Regions from separate parts of the Homo sapiens genome. Here region 2 is linked to region 1. A link is an interaction called in ENCODE POLR2A ChIA-PET data of the cell type or tissue named here. Cell type or tissue: IMR-90. All regions are shown on one strand.

What was found. ChIA-PET counts read pairs that join two places held together with the same protein. Peaks named below come from ENCODE experiments on the same cell type or tissue, not always from the same donor. Only the 100,000 strongest peaks of a DNase experiment are listed, where the experiment ranks them.
Region 2: POLR2A ChIA-PET joins it to region 1 with 9 read pairs; 2 of 35 experiments call an interaction of 5 or more read pairs at or near these places.

The regions. Positions count from the first base shown.
Region 1 is chr6:148,263,714-148,266,213 of GRCh38, reverse strand. It overlaps a transcript of SASH1 not described here. Among named protein-coding and RNA genes, the nearest start is that of SASH1, 78 kb to the left of the region's middle. RefSeq lists an enhancer at 1,114-1,667. In IMR-90, no CTCF peak of the experiment used is centred here; no DNase peak of the experiment used is centred here.
Region 2 is chr6:148,537,150-148,539,649 of GRCh38, reverse strand. All of the region lies in intron 16 of SASH1 (SAM and SH3 domain containing 1), which reads right to left. Among named protein-coding and RNA genes, the nearest start is that of SASH1, 200 kb to the right of the region's middle. In IMR-90, no CTCF peak of the experiment used is centred here; a DNase peak (open chromatin) is centred at 959; H3K27ac peaks cover 1,657 bases.

The DNA of each region.
Region 1 (2,500 bases):
TCACCTGAGGTCAGGAGTTCGAGACCAGCCTGGCCTACATGGTGAAACCCCGTCTTTACTAAAAATACAAAAAATTAGCTGGGCGTGGTGGTGGGCACCTGCAATCCCAGCTACTCAGGAGGCTGAGGCAGGAGAATTGCTTGAATCTGGGAGGCGGAGGCTGCAGTGAGCTGAGATTGTGCCATTGCACTCTAGCCTGGGCAACGAGAGCAAAGCTCTGTCTCAAAAAAAAAAAAAAGAATTGCTGAATACGCGATGATTGACAATGACAACTTCCTTGAATTGTATTACCACTTCTAATATGGGGACTGGATTTTTAAAGAAACTTCTGGAGCCAGTCACGCAAAAGCATGAGGATCTAGTGCTTGAAGGATTCAGTTGGAGAATCATGGGTTGTTAATTCCTAACTAACCCTGCCTTTCCAGAGACAGCAGTAGTTCCCTGAATTAAGGCCTAGATCTGGCATCAGAAGGCTTGGGCACAGGTCTCAGATGGCTTTTTTTAGCTGTGGGGTCTTGAGCCAGTCCTATCCAGGACAAAGTTTTATGTTCTGAGTGAATCAGGCCAAGTTGGAACATTAATCAATGCTCTTATGTCTACTTTTCTAAGGTTTGCAAAACGCTGAGCATATTTTTTTGTGGTCTCAGTATTCAGAGCTCAAAGTACATCAGGTGAAGAACCTGGAATCTACAAGTTCAAGAGGCATGGGGAGCACCTTGGTGAGGTCCACAAACTCTTTGCAGAAGTTCAGCACAATTTTATGGTGCTAAAAAGAGAGTGAAAGATGTAAAAGAACAGAATTTCTTTATCCATCCAATATATTTATTTTCCTTCCTCCCTCCCTCCCTCCGTCCCTCCTTCCCTCCCTCCTTCCCTCCCTCCTTCCCTCCCTCCTTTTTCTTTCTTGGCAGGGTCTTGTTTTATCACCTAGGCTGGAATGCAGTGGAACCTGCTTAGCTCACTGTAGCCTTGAACTGCTGGGCTCAAGCAGTCCTCCTGTTTTGGCCTCTGAAGCAACTGGGACTACAGGTGTGTGCCGTCATGTCTGCCTTATCAATCCAATTTCTAAGACTGTCATTTTGTGTGGGAATTCTAGTTCCTCTTTGCAAACTGGAGGTTATATAAAAATCAAGGAGAAATTATTCTATTATATATACTACAAAGAGAATAATGACTACTAAAGCTTAAATTTATAATGCATTATGTAATACATAAATCTCAATTTATTCAGCAAATAGTGAGCACGTGGTCTGTACTAGACACTGGGAATATAATGGCCAAGGCCCCTACTTTCATGAAGCATGCTTTCTAGATGGCCATAGATAAAGGACAAGTGCAAAAACAGATTAGTAAAACAATAGCTGTGCTCAATTTTTCAAAAGAAGCCAACAGGGGGTCGAGATGGAGGTTGTTAGGAGAGGTGATGGAGCAGGCAGGCAGAGGTGACATTTAAGCTCAAAGGATATGAAGAGGCCAGCTGCTCTGAGTGTGGGAAGAGAAACATAACTGGCAAAGAGGTTCATAAATGAAAAGTCCCTGAGGTGGGAGAAAAAAGGTTGATGTAGCTGAGAAACTGGAAAAAGTCAAGTATGACTGGGTGTGGACAACATGACAAGAGGCCACAAGGCTCTTGAGAGGCCGGGTTGTATAGCCCTCATGGGCAATGGTGAAGAGTGTGAATTCTATTTGAGACCCAATAAGAAACCATTGAAGAATTTTAAGCAGAGAAACAGCATGATCTGATTCCAGTCTTCATGTAATTCTTGTGGTGTTTAGAGAAAGGACTGGAAGATACTGAAGACAATAATGACCTTTTTCTTCCCAAGCAATACTTGTTAGAAAAAGCAGAAGTTATAATCTGCTCATATTTTTAAAGCAGTCTTCTATGAACCTAATCCTTCATATTTTTGTATGGGTAAGAGTTGTTCTACATTCCCAGCTGGGACAGAGATATAGATATATAGACCATTGAGCTTTAACCTGCCCAACCATGACAGGAATGCATTTCACAAGACCTTTTTTTTTTTTTTTTTTTTCGGTCAAAATAAAAGATAACAGAGTCCTTTCAAATCACGTCATTGAAACGCATACCTTCAGGTCTCCCTTTCATCAGAGAAAGGTGTTGAAAGTTACATCCAGCCCTATGTAACCTCCTTAAGCCTCAGGTTGAGCCCTAGGGGCTCTTTGCTTGCTGGTTTTGTACAGGTAACAATAAACAAAACGACACCTAGGATAAATGATTGTCGTACAAGTGTTACTTTCATTATGATAGAGCTCTTAGCATCCCCAATATACATAAAAGTTAAGACATTCAGATTTCCTCCGGACCAGCTCAGAAATGAGTCCTCCACCCTCAGTCTTCCATTTCCACCATCCAGACAGGGGCAGGAAAACAGTAACATTCCTTCTAACACGGAGTTAGATGTGTACAGATGGTAGTGGACAACTGACACATTTTACAGCTCTAAAAGTCCAACTCTCTTTTCCCTGTGACAGTTTC
Region 2 (2,500 bases), 270 kb before region 1:
TGCTTGCTGGTATAGATAAATGGATGACTGAAAACTGAATGTCCTCATTCTGAGTGGATAAAGAAAATGCAGTACCTATACACCATGGAGTACTACTTGGCCATGAAAAGGAAAGAAATAATGTCTTTGCAGCAATTTGGATGGACCTGGAGGCCATTATTCTAAGTGAAGTAACACAGGAGTAGAAAACCAAAATCCACACGGTCTCACTTGTAAGTAGGAGCTAAGCTATAAGCACATAAAGGCATACAAAGTGATATAATGGACTTCAGAGAGTCAGAAGAGGAAGGGTGGGGGGAGTCTAGGGATAAAAAAACTACACATTAGGTACAATGTATACTACTCAGATGATGGGTGCACTAAAATCTCAGAATTCACCACTATATAATTCATCCATGTAACCCAAAACCACTTATACCCCCAAAGCTACTGAAATAAATAAAAAATAAAATAAAGAAAAAAAAAGGAAGACCTCATTCTGAGGAAGGCTTTTAAAGAGAAGCATCATTATTTGTCAACTGTGCCTCAACAAAGCTGGAGGGGAAAAAAAAAAAAAAGCAGCATCGGACGCTTCTGTTGAGTGAATCTGCCCCAAGTAAATCACGTGGAAAGCCACGAGGGCCTTCAACACCCTAGCAGCATCACCCGGCATGTTGTAGAAAGGGCACATGGAGCCTTACATGGGACACTGAGGTTACACGCAGAACATCTTTGCATTATTATGCAGAGTAAGTAAGTGCTTGGTCACATAAAACAGAAACCAAGAAAACATTTTCTACACAAAATAGCTAGTTGCAATGATGAATGGCTTTATTTTCCTTTCTTTTCATCCCCCACCAACTTCCCCACTCCAACCACATACACAAAGAAAAAAAGAAATCAATAAGCCAGAAATGTGATGCCTTTTCTCAGGTCATCAAAATAAAAATGCGGGGAGGCAGAAGGCTCTGGCAGCTCTCCGGCTGTCCACCACTTCCTGCTTGCATTTCTCACGGGGAAAGCATTTTACAGCCCCAACTACAGCAGAGATCGTGGCAGCGTAAGTCCCTCAATTAGAATCCCAAATTAAGAGTGCTACTTTTAAAGTGACTAATGAAAAATTAACTAATTGGAAGCACAAGAGCAAATACTGTCCCCCTGACCACCTAAAAGTGGAACATTCTAGAGCGGTGTCCTCACTGTGTGGAAGAGCCTGTGGCTTTGCAGTGGCCTTTGTTCTGGCCTAGCATGTTATTTAGAAAAATGATACTTATAAAATGAGGGCTTTGTGCTATCCATTACAACCCAGGGAGAGGAGTCGGTGTACTCTGTCCCTGGTGACATGGTTCAGTGCACCACAGTGGCCAAAACAGACTCCAGAGTGCTGGGTGGGAGTAACACAGAAGACCTGCTCCTACTGCAGCATGGAAGTATGTGCTGTGCCTGCATCTTTGGGGACCCCAGCCTCAGCAGACACAGCAGAATACCTGAAATTATTTTGGAGAAGGAGGGGATCCATTGTGTCACCTGAAAACCACAGTTGGCGTAAGGAAGGGGGCTAGAATCGCTGTCTTCATTAGGGAGAAGAGAAAAAGAGGTGAGGTGCCTCTCCTCTGTAGTGCAGAATCAAGACCATGACCTTTTCCCACACTTGTCAGCGTGGGTGCCAAGGTACAAAAGGTAAGAAGGAAGATAAGCTAGAACGCTGAAAATTCTCACAGTCAAATCACAGCAAAGTGCTAGGTTGTGAGGCTGTAACCCCATTTGAGCATGACCTGAACTTTGACCTGAAGGGACTCTGCTTGGGCTAAGCTCTCTCTGCCTCCAGCCTCACCAACCACACACACACACACACACACACACACACACACACACACACACACACACACACACAGAATATGCTAAGACACCTATGAATATTCCAACATCAAAAGGTAGTGGTACCCAAAGGCACATAGCATTGCCTGGGGAGCAGTTACCTTGGGAAAGAAGAGAAGGGAATGGGATTCTTTGAAAGCAGGACTTTCTGTGGGCTTACACCATATTTCTTAAAATGTAAAAGAAATAAGAAAATATGGCAAAACATTAACTTCAGCATGTGCATGCATATGTTTGTTTGTTTTCTTTTCCTCTGTACTTTTCTGCATGTTTGAAATAATTCCTAATTAGAATTCTTATACAAGTTATTGTTTATACTTAGAAATGGCTAAGACAGTAAACTTTAGATTATCTGTATTTTACCACAAGTAAAAATTCTTTTAGCAATTTGTAAGAGGCTTTCATTTGCCAGACCTAAGATAGTGGGTCTGGGCTTGGCGTAAGGAATAGCCATCTGACAATTAGAGTCTTTTCCCAATGGAACCCTATATGATGGCTGGCATTTTCCCACGCTTCGAGGGAGGCTGGACGGGTCTGACTTCCAAGTAGTGCTGGAAATGTACTTTTTGCTCTCAGTTATGGCTAAGCTAGAAACCTTTCAAGATCCCTACATATCTTCAAAGATCTCAATAGACCTCTGCAT